Linked DNA regions of Homo sapiens: all the other regions are linked to region 2. The links are chromatin contacts, found by Hi-C in ENCODE. All regions are on one chromosome and are shown on one strand. The core of a region is the stretch at or near the end of the contact, and the rest is flanking DNA. Distances in the headings are between cores, read along the strand shown.

Region 1 (3,574 bases), core at 141-2,640, 2.6 Mb before region 2:
TGGGCCTGAACCTATCTTTGCTCCCGCCTTTCTTGTGCGGTCAGGTGGTTCTGGGACAGTAACCTCAGGCAGGTGAGAAAAGTGGCAGTGCAGTCAGACAATTCACAGAGGCCAGACGGGACAGGGAGAACTGGAGCTTCTGAGTCTTATTATCCAACCAGCCAGGCAGTGGGGGTGGGCTTCGCTCTTCTCTGCAGAGAGGCCTCCAGAAGCAACCTTATCTCAGGCACAGCTTATGAAGCTCTTTCCTGTGAGCCAGCCACCAGTGTGCTCAAATCTTAACAAACAGCATGACCTTTACTTAATAAAGGCCTGGGGGAAAGCCAGGGCAAGCGTTCCCACTTTAAAGTGCTTCATAAACGACGTGGCACCTGCAGTCACAAGGATGACATGATTAGCCTGCTGTCACCTGAGTCATTTTTTCCAGATGTGGTGAGGGGCAAGGCAGCCAGCTGGTGTCATGGAAAAAGCTCTGGATTCGAGTCTCGGTCAGATGTTGGCTACCCACTCAAACTGCTGCCGTGGCAGCCCTGCCTCCTTGCACGGCCGTTTCACATCTCTGATGTGGGAGATGAAGAGGGGTATGATCCATGCCTGGTATTTTGCAAACAGAATGCATGCATTCATAGATATGAGAGCACTGAAAAAACCCAAGCTCTTGATTCGGCAGCCAGACTGTGTAGGGGGATGTTCACTAGACTTGGTGTTTAAAGACTCAGGTAGGATCCAAGCTAATTCTATTTTTTTTTTTTTTTTTTTTTTTTTGAGACAGAGTCTCCCTCTGTCACCCAGGCTGGAGTGCAGTGGTGCGATTTCGGCTCACCGCAACCTCCACCTCCCGGGTTCAAGCAATTCTCCTTCCTCAGCCTCCCAAGTAGCTGGGATTACAGGCATAAGCCCCCAGCCTGGCTAGTTTTTTGTCTGTTTGGTTGGTTGTTTTTGTTTTTGTTTTTGTATTTTCAGTAGAGATGGCATTTCACCATGTTGTCCAGGCTGGTCTCGGACTCCTGACCTCAAGTGATCCGCCCACTTCAGCCTCCCAAAGTGCTGGGATTATAGGTGTGAGCCACCATGCCCAGATGGATCCAAACTAATTCTTAGTCATGTAAATCTAAGCAAGTGACTTAGTGTCTCCGGATCTCAGTTTTCTCCACTGTGGAATGGAATGGTTATAATCACCCTGCACCCGGCTCTCCTGAGAGGTAGATGAAATCAGATGGGGATGCATGGGAAGTGCTGTGGGGGCGGCGTACTCCGATGTTATTTGATGCTGTCTAAGGTTAAGCCTTCTTATTTGGGCTACTAGGGCAGAGCCCATCTGGGCCTCCCAAGTCCATTCTCTTTCAAGAGAAGAGAGCAGCTGCCAGTTGCCCTGGTAACCCAGACCAGCAGCAGGCTTCCTGCAGGGACTTTCCTGCCCTGGCACAGTTGTCAGTTTCCCTTCTCAACCTTAGCTGAGGCCGAAAGTGTGGTGGAGACACAGGTTTCTCAAGCAGGGCCCTCAGCAGAGCACACCGTGCCCACTGGCATTATTGCCACAACTTCTCCTTGCTTTGTGGAAGAGAATCTGGTTACACATCTTACTGGTTTTTCTGCTTTCTTTCTGTGACTCATCATGTTTGTGAATATTTCAGGTAAACACTTGGAGGGGGCAGCCTTCTTGGCTCAGTTTTCTGCTCTCTGTGTTCTCTGTGCCAGGCTGGTGACCCTCCTCTCTGTGTCCAGCCCCCTGTCCCCTGGAAATAGGTAAGGCATCTGAGATTGCTGGCTGCCTCGTCTGTCTTCAGCCAGGACCTGAGGGGTTTGTCTCTGTAGCAGTGGAGTTCATTCACTGCTATCCTTTGTGAAGAGTGGAAGCTGCCCATTTCTCCCCTGCCCTTCCTGACAGGAAACTAGCACTGGCTGAAATTTCTCCAGGGCTGACCTGCCTCTCGGTGTCCTGGTCCCATGTTCAATATAAAAGTCCTATGAATCGCCACAGTCTTCAGGAGTAACACTTCCTATTCCCAGAAAGTCAGGACCAGCCTGGGAGGACTTCGCACCTTCCTGGGATTTGCTCTTTTGACCATCCCCTATCTGTTTTCCTGTAATTATCTGCTGTGAAACTTACAAAACTAAAATGCCATGAGTGCTTATCTACGGGGCAACCAAAAAAGAGAAGGCCTTGAACCTGAGTCCCTCTGTACATGTGGGTTTCTATGAGGGGTGGGTAGGCACTGCCTGATGAGGGGGCAAGAAAGCCTAGAGCTGACAGGGCACCAGGGAGGGGCCGAGGAGCCTGCCTAGCAAGGAGACCTGTGGGCGAGTCCCTGATCTGTGCCAGCCAGGAAGTTGTAGAAGGCAGGGAGCAGTTGCCATGCTTATGTGATTCTTGTAGGAGTGGTCCCTGAGATTAGTTGGAAAGGCCCTTTATCAAGGATCGGAGCGCTATCCAAACTCTTGGTTCACAGGAATAATAAGTGTAAAAGCATGTAACATCCCTCGTAGCTGTCCTTTATCGACGTTTCCTCTGTGCCCTGCCTTATCTCATGCTCATGTTAAACCTGGGAGGTGGTAGTTTTATCATCACCATTTTACAGAAAAGGAAAACCAAAGAGCAACCACGTGGGCTAGGAATGTCGCATCCGAGTGGCTTTTACAGAAGCGTGCTAGATGCCAGGTGCCCTGCAAGGTGCTTTCCCAAGTACCATCTGGAATCCTCAGAAGAGGTCTGTGGGGTAGGCTCTATTATCCCTGCTTTATAGGTGAGGCCCATAAGGTCTGCAGAAGGTGATGTGCCCAGGGTGTGAGTGCAAGTCTGTCTGTCAACCCCGCTGCAGCTTTCTGCAGCACAGAAAGCTGGTCCAGCTCTTCAACTGGTTAGAAGGCTGGTTAGAAATCAGCCACAGGTCCCTGTCACATCCCAGACCATCACAGACCTCCGTGCTGCTGGAGGATGGCAACCTGCTCTTGACTGGCTCTCCCACCCTCTAATCCCTAAGCAGGCCTGAGAGAGAGGAAGGAAAAGGGAACACCTGGCCCAACAAGGGGCTTGGACCCGGGTCACCTGTACCTACCATGTTTACTTGCACAGTCTCCTCACCTTCTGTACTTATTCTGAGGGTGCATGAGCTTGGCCATTATAAACCAAGGAGACAAACTTATTTATTAGCTGCTGTGAGTCCTACTCTGTGCCTTTCCTGCTCACAAAATCTCTGTGAGGCAGAGAGCAATCCCCATTCCACAGAAGCAGGAATTGAGATAGAGGGGTCACGAATGAACCTCCCGGGTTCAAGCAATTCTCCTGCCTTGGCCTCCCGAGCAGCTGAGATTACAGGCATGCACCACAATGCCTGGCTAATTTTTTGTATTTTTAGTGGAGATGGGGTTTCACCATGTTGGCCAGGCTGGTCTCGAACTCCTGATCTCAAGTGATCTGCCCAACTTGGCCTCCCCAAAGTGCTGGGATTACAGGCGTGAGCCACTGCACCCAGCCGAGGTTCATTCTTACACTTAATAAAAATACACATATCAGACAGTCTGCTTGATGATTTATATTTTTTGTAGCTAAGGTCTTGTCAGATCTGAGTAGAGC
Region 2 (3,765 bases), core at 937-3,436:
AGTTCTAGTTTCTTCACATTCTTGCCAAAATTTGGGATGATCAGTCTTTTAAACTTTAGACATTGTAACATATGCATAGTGGTATATTGTGGTTTTAATTTGCATTTCCCTTATGACTAATGATCATAAGGGATCATTAGTCAATGATGCCTTCATCATTGACTGATGACCAAAGCATCATCTTTGGTGAAATGTGGAATTAAATCTTTGCAAAAGTAAAATTTTGCACAGTTTAGTGTCCTGTGTCATTTATTTGCCAAACATCACAATGCTATGACCTGCTACTTCCTGACACACTGACTTAACCCCTCTAAGTGTGCATTCAAAATCCTAGCATCAGTAAAAGCCAGCATTTATGAGGTGCTTATTACATGCCATTGCCTGTGCTTAGCATTTTATGCGTACTAACTCAGTTATTCCTTACAACATCTCACTTTTTGGGTGAGAAAACAGTGACCCAGAGAGATGAAGCAACTTGCCCCAAATCACACAGCTAGTTCAGTGGTAGAGCAGGGGCTCAAAGTTGTGTGGGAAGTGGGAGAGAAGAATATAAAGAAGCATTGGTCTGCAGTTGAGAATTCATCTGCGGTTTTTCCACATCCTTTGTGCAGAAGGTGAATAGATCGTGGAATTGATCTGGAGTCCAGAATTTTGCCAAGTGCAGAGGACCACAGGGTATGATATCGACCAAGTTATTTGAAGTGACTGATTAGGTGATCTTGACTAGCTAGAGAAGGAAGACAGAAGAAAGAAAGAGCAACAATGGAGGAGTCAGAGGGCTCCAGGAGGTTGGAGGGCCATGACAGGCAAGAGAGTGCTGCAAACATGGATGATTTTGGCTAAAGTGAGATGTAGGAACTTGGGAATTCATAGGCGACAGGGCTCCTAGTACTGATGGGGTTCAGGCACAAGGAGGTTGGATACTGGCAATCAGGAAATGAAGGGCAATGTCACTAAATGGCTTGAGTCCCAAAGAGATAGTCATTTATTTTAATTTTTTTCTAGAGAAAAACAGTTTAGATGCATTCAGACTATTTTCTGTTTTTTCATTCACATGTTATTTTTTATGGAATGAAATCTATCAATATCTTCCTTTATGGTTTGGGTGATGTTTCAGGGTGTTCAATCATCCCCATTTGCATGGAACTGTTCAGTTTTAGCACTGAAAGTCCCACATCCTGGGAAATTCCTCAGTCCCGGGCAAATCAGAACAGTTGGTCACCTTAGAAGCCATGGACTCTCATACTTCAAAAATTACCAATAGTCTCGCAACCAGTTCTCTCCTTTCATTCTCATCCCTCCTCTCTTGCTGAATTATTATCCAAAATACAAAAGAACAAACTCACAGACTGGTAGGAACCTACATCTTTAATCCTAACCCCCGTTACCTGCTTTGGATATCCAACACTCTAACCAAATAGGCTTAATTAAATATGATTCCCCAAACACCCCCACCCCAGGTGTCTCAGTCACTCTGTGCTGTTATAAATGACTATATACTGGGTGGCTTAGACAACAGAGATTTATTTCTCACTGTTCTAGAGGCCGGGAAGTCAGATCAGGGCGCCAGCATGGTCGGCTCTGGTAAGGGACCTCTTCCTCGTTTGCAGATGACCATTCTCTCGTTGTGTCCTCACATGGCAGAGAGGATAGAAAGCAAGCTCTCTCCTGTCTTTTCATGAAGACACTAATCCCATTCATGAGGGATTCACCCTCATGGCCTAATTACTTTCCAGAGGCCACACCACCTAATGCCATCACAATGGGGACTGGGCTTCAACAAGTCGATTAGGGGGAAGGGGGGAGCCACAAGCATCCAGTCCATAGTACCAGGCTCTCATATCTCAGGCCTCTGTTCCTGGTCTTCTCCTTCCCTGAATTTTCTCTCCCTTTGCAGCCTGCCTGCCTCCCATTCTTCCTTTCAGACCTTCCTTTGAAGCAACCTTGTCTAGGAAGGCTTTGCAACCTGAACTCTTCCTCCTTAGATATTTATAGCTCTTTGAGCTCCTCTATTAATTATAACAAGGTAGTAAGTGACAGAACATCTGACACCAGATGGCTCAAACAAACGAAAAGCACCCTACCTTTGGAAGGTAGATCCACATTCAGGCATAGTCGGATTACAGGATCAGAGCATAGCCATCCAGATTCTGTATCTCTTCCTCCATCTCTCAACTCTAGGTTACCTCTCTCCTCGGGCAGCCCCTCCCCTCACAGCTGTAAGAGCATCGGCAGCTTCTTGGGCTGCATTTTTTCAGGGTATGGGAAAAGAGGAGGAGTTACTATATCAACATCCCCAGAGGCTGAAAATGCCCCTGACTGGACCACTTTATTCCATCGCTGTGGTCAGGAGGTTGTGCAGGGCCATGAGGCTGCACAGGTGGTTGTTATGCATTGCATGACACCAAGAGGTGCCATTCACATAGTCTGCAACACAGCTACCGGACCGAGCACACCCTTTCACCTCTCTGGGTCTCAGTTTCATGAGTCAGATAAGAGTGACAAATCTGAGGTCTCCTTTAGTCCTACAGATCTACCATTCCACCATTCTGTGACCTCCTCTGTTGAAATAGTATTTTAGTGGTTTGGCTATCTTTCCATGAAGAGTTCTTAAACTCTCTTTTTATCTATGTTCATCCCCCTCCAGAATAACAAGTGGGTGGTAAGCTTTTTTAAAAAGAGGAAGCAGAGAAGCCCAAAGAAATTAAGATGTAAAAATAGTACATTGTGAAAATTCTCAGTTCCGTGTTACCACTGGTCATATCTATTTGGCTGGACAAGTTATAATGTAGTCGCCATTTGCTGAGTGTTTGTTACATGCTTGCTTCTAAATGTTCCTTGTGTGTTACATCTTCTAGTTTCTTCTGGTGACCCCCATGGACTAGATGGTACTGTACCTGTTGTTCCCATTTTATAGACAAAGAAAGTAAGCCCTGGAAAGTTGCTCGGGGTGCATGTTCACCGAATGGTGGCATCTGGATTTGAACATATGTTTGCTGGGCTTCACATTTCTCTCTGACCCAACACACTGTGTCACTCCTTCGTCAGAGTCTCTGCTGGAGTTCATCGAGTCTCAACTGGGGGCTCTAGCCCAAGGGAGTGATGTACTTGCTGGTTCACAGGAACATGAGTGTTTTTAAAAGGAAGATTCAATTTTAATATAATTAATAATTATAAATAATAACAATTTTATATTTGGAAATTTTTATTTTCTGACAAAAGTATAGAAAGTAAAATTCAATAAAATACTCTTGGCTGGTTGCAGTGGCTCATGCCTATAATCCCAGCCCTTTGGGAGGCCAAGATGGGTGGATCACGAGGTCAAGAGAGTGAGATCATCCTGGCCAACATGGTGAAACCCTGACTCTACTAAAAATACAAAAATTAGCTGGGTGTGGTGGCACACGCCTATAGTCCCAGCTACTCGAGAGGCTGAGGCAGGGGAATCGCTTGAACCTGAGAGGCAGAGATTGCAGTGAGCCGAGATCGCACCACTGCACTCCAGCCTGGTGACAGAGCAAGACTCCATCTCAAAAAAAAAAAAAATACTCATGGCAAGTGGGGACACACAGACAAGAGAGATGCTTCTTCATGTATCAGAACCTTGGGTCAGGGATGACCTTTGAGACTTGTATGTCGATCTGAAGAAGAAATTGTTTTTAAAAAGCTGAAAAGCACAGATCGATACAATAATGGGCAGGTCTTATTTTAGTTAGTATCTGTTTCAATTCAGTCTCTACTTTGCTGCCCAGGGCTGTGTGTATG
Region 3 (3,766 bases), core at 177-2,676, 2.8 Mb before region 2:
TAGTCTTGAACTCCTGACCTCATGATCCATCCGCCTCGGCCTCCCAAAGTGCTGGGATTACAGGTGTGAGCCACCATGCCCAGCCTTTTATTTATTTATTTATTTTTGAGAAGGAGTCTCACTCTGTCGCCCAGGGTGGAGTGCAGTGGTGCAATCTCTGCTCACTGCAACCTCTGCCTCCCAGGTTCAAGCGATTCTCCTGTGTCAGCCTCCCGAGTAGCTGGGATTACAGGCATGCGCCACCGCACCCAGCTAATTTTTATATTTTTAGTAGAGACGTGGTTTCACCATGTTGGCCAGGCTGGTCTCAAACTCCTGACCTTCGGTGATCCACCCACCTCGGCCTCCCAAAGTGCTGGGATGACAGGCATGAGCCGCTGCACCCAGCCTCAAAGTGTATAGTAAATATCTAAACAAATGAAAGGGACAAGATATAGAAGGAATCTTAGGATCAGCTGAGAGATAATTGAATACTTTCCTAAAAGAACACAATACTGGAAGGGATGGGGCTTTGTGGGACAATTGCTATTTTGAATTCTTAGGTGTCCAACTTTACAACCAAGGTTTACAAATATTTTAAATGGTGATTTAGTCAGCAGAAGGGAAGACTCAAATAGAACATAATTAGCTTAAGCTTACCTCTAGTTGTAGAGTATACAGGTTTTGACCTCAAAATTTGAAAAATCGCAATTTTTATCTAAGTGCAATCAAGTTTTCCTTATTTGGGGATGGCCATAATTGTCTCTCATGGCAACTCAACTGTATGCAACATTGAACCATCCTTTGTTGCAAAGGAACCTGCCTGGGCCTGCTTCCTGTTAGATAAATGGTCCCAACTGGCATAACTTACAAGTTTGGTACATAAACTATCTGATTACAATACTAACGCTATACGTGAGCAGGTAGTAAAATATGGGCATTTACATCATTTATTCACCAAGAACTGTAATTAGGCATTTTCTTTCTCTTTTATTATATTTTAAAATTTAATATAGAGACAGGGTCTCACGCTGTCCCCCAAGCTAGAGTGCAATGGTGCAACCATTATTCACTGCAGCCTGAACTCCTGGGCTCAAGTGATCTTCCCACCTCAGCACCACCACGCCTGTCTTGTTTCTGTTTTACATGCTCTTGGCTAGTTTCTGTTTCCCACTGGTGTTAGGGTTTTAACTTCTGTTGATTCACAGGATGCAGGTGGGGGAGAGATGGCAAGGGGGAAAATATGAATTTGATTACTCAAGTGGAACAAGGTGAAACCATTAGTTTAAAATAATTTTAGGCTGAAAAATTAAAATCATTAAATTATTTCCTTCATGCTGTTATTACACTGTTTTTGTATTAAAGAAGTAAGCATAAATATGAGGATTGTATATTATTTCTATTCTGGCTATTTTTAGAATCATGGCTAAGAATTGGCATGGATCTCAGAATGACTGATTTGGAGGCTTTAGCATCTGGTCAAAAATGAGGAAACATCTGGACAGACAGGGCAGAAGATTTGTACAAGGCCGTGGTCAGGAAGGAATTTCAGGTCTACTGTCTTCCATCTCTACATTCTACCTTTTAGACCCTTCAAAAGAATAAGTGCTTATTTCAAAAATCTGTGTCCTTGCTCATGTGTTTAAATAATGACAGTTCCTGTAGTGAGGATTTTTGTATGCAGATGTGACCTAAGACTAGGTCCAACGTCACTTACATCCTGCATCCATGTTAGACCTGTCTCTGTGCTTCAGGTTGCTGTCACTCTTTGTAGAGCCTGATGCTGTTTGTGATGACCTTGGCCTCACTTTCCACTCAGTGCCACCCTTCTCTGGGTGCAGTGTGCAAAATGAGTAAGTTGGCTGCCACATGGGGCTTCCAGGCTGTCCACAGTACCCAGATAGCCAGCACATTATTCTCATCCTAGCTGGACAACCATTGACCCAAGCTTGGGTCTCGGGTTCTTGGTGACAAGTTGTTATAAATGGAGAACCGATACCGGGGCACGGTGGCTCACGCCTATAATCCAAGCACTTTGGGAGGCTGAGGCGGGCGGATTGCTTGAACTCAGGAGTTCAAGGCCAGCCTGGGCAACATAGGGAGACCCTGTCTCTACTACTAATAAAAAAATTAGCCAGGCATGGTGGTGCATGCCTGTGATCCCAACTACTCAGGAGGCTGAACTTGGAGGTCGAGTCTGCAGTGAGGCTGTGTTTGTGCCACTGCACTCCATCCTAGGTGACAGAGCAAGACCCCCTCTCAGAAATTAAATAAATAAATAAAAATTTTTGAAATGGAGAACTGAGAAAAGGAACACTAATGCAGTTGTGTTCCCATGGAAGATAGTCAAACAAAGCTAAACATAGCTGGAGTAAGAGAACCAGTGGCTGCTAACAGACGTGGAACTGTGCAACTGAACTAACCCCAAGGCTTACTCCCTCCCTGGGGAGTTGAGGCCAGAAACATTTTCTGTAGCATCTGTGGCAGAGCTGTGGGGCCTTTCTGGCTCAACTGGGAAGGAAGGTGACGGCTGTTGTTCTTCAAGGAATCGCTTTCCTGCCTCCTGAAGGGAATCACCAGGGCCTAGATTCTGGAAAGGGAAGGGAAAGTGGAGAACACAAAAAGGAAACGTTTTCTTGTTCTCCCATGAGATTCATGTGCATGTCCCCAAGCAGATTGCCAGAGGAAATGAAGGTTCTTTAAAAATAATAAATAAATAAATTCTGGCCCAGCACAGTGGCTCACACTTGTAACCCAGCACTTTGGGAGGCTGAAGCAGGAGGACCACTTGAGCCCCGGAGTTAGAAACCAGCCTGGGCAACATAGCAAGACCCTGTCTCTACAAAAATGTTGAACAATTAGCTGGGTGTGGTGCACACAGCTGTAGTTCCAGCTACTCAGGAGGCTGAGATGGGAGGATTACTTGAGCCCAGGAGTTCAAGACCATCCTGGGCATGATGGTGAGACCTCATCTCAATTTAAAGAAAAAAAAAATCCCTCCCATGCCTGTAATTCCAGCACTTTGGGAGGCTGAAGTGGGTGAATTGTTTGAGCTCAGGAGTTCAAGACCAGTCTGGACAACATGGCAAAATCCTGTCTCTACAAAAAATTAGCGAGGCGTGATGGTGCACGCCTGTAGTCCCAGCTACTTGGGGAGCTGAGGTGGGAAGATCAATCGAGCCCAGGAGGTCAAGGCTGCAGTGAGCCGAGATCATGCCACTGCACTCCAGCCTGGGTGACCTTGTCTCAAAAAAAAAAACCCACCAAAATCCCTCCCTTAAAACAGAGTTCAGTGACGGTTGTCACTCTGTGCAAAAATGAACTTGCCCAGTGGGTTTATATTTACTATCAACCAATATCAGCCTATGAATAGCAGAAAAAGGCAAGTAAGGCCATGTAACATTTCATTTTTTCCTGGAGCCCCAGGCTGACCCTGGTTTGGCTGGCCAGGGTGGGACTAAAGGTGAGGCTCCAAATCATCTGGGTACAGGCGGACCACATAGACCAAGAAAGTGCCTTTCAAACTGCCACATTTGTAATCCTAGCTACTCAGGAGGCTGAGGCAGGAGGATCCTTGAGCCCAGGAGTTCAAGACCATCCTGGGCAACATATTGAGACCCCATCTTGAATGAATGAATGGTGCCTTTCCCCAGACTTCCTTTGAATTGAAAGAAAACAAGTCACTTCATAAGTTACTTTATGAACCATTAAAACTGGATACAGCCATTTGCTGGGTGGCGTACCACCGCTTCAAATATCACTTATAGGGAATTTAGGGAAAAATCTT

What was found. Hi-C counts contacts between places; a loop is a spot of excess contacts on that map. Pooled maps may share reads with other maps.
Region 1: a loop to region 2 is called in a map with no recorded cell type, with 9 times the contacts of the local background. The contact joins the enhancer-like site here to the promoter of LINC02245 in region 2. A Hi-C loop is called at or near these places in 3 of 37 single-sample maps with no recorded cell type and 2 of 50 pooled maps.
Region 3: a loop to region 2 is called in a pooled map, with 8 times the contacts of the local background. The contact joins the enhancer-like site here to the promoter of LINC02245 in region 2. A Hi-C loop is called at or near these places in 2 of 37 single-sample maps with no recorded cell type and 3 of 50 pooled maps.

The regions. Positions count from the first base shown.
Region 1 is chr2:62,305,526-62,309,099 of GRCh38, forward strand. No RefSeq gene overlaps it. Among named protein-coding and RNA genes, the nearest start is that of MIR5192, 100 kb to the left of the region's middle. RefSeq lists enhancers at 1-286, 287-812, 378-447, 488-557, 1,278-1,567. Within about 2 kb of position 1,391, at least 18 of the 41 ENCODE cell types and tissues checked have a DNase peak (open chromatin) inside an H3K27ac peak, as active enhancers do.
Region 2 is chr2:64,930,261-64,934,025 of GRCh38, forward strand. LINC02245 (long intergenic non-protein coding RNA 2245) reads right to left here and starts at 2,187. Exons shown (of 3, transcript NR_036586.1): 1 at 2,085-2,187. RefSeq lists enhancers at 2,562-2,701, 2,742-2,811, 2,852-3,001.
Region 3 is chr2:62,139,830-62,143,595 of GRCh38, forward strand. No RefSeq gene overlaps it. Among named protein-coding and RNA genes, the nearest start is that of B3GNT2, 54 kb to the right of the region's middle. RefSeq lists an enhancer at 2,237-2,326. Within about 2 kb of position 1,427, at least 3 of the 41 ENCODE cell types and tissues checked have a DNase peak (open chromatin) inside an H3K27ac peak, as active enhancers do.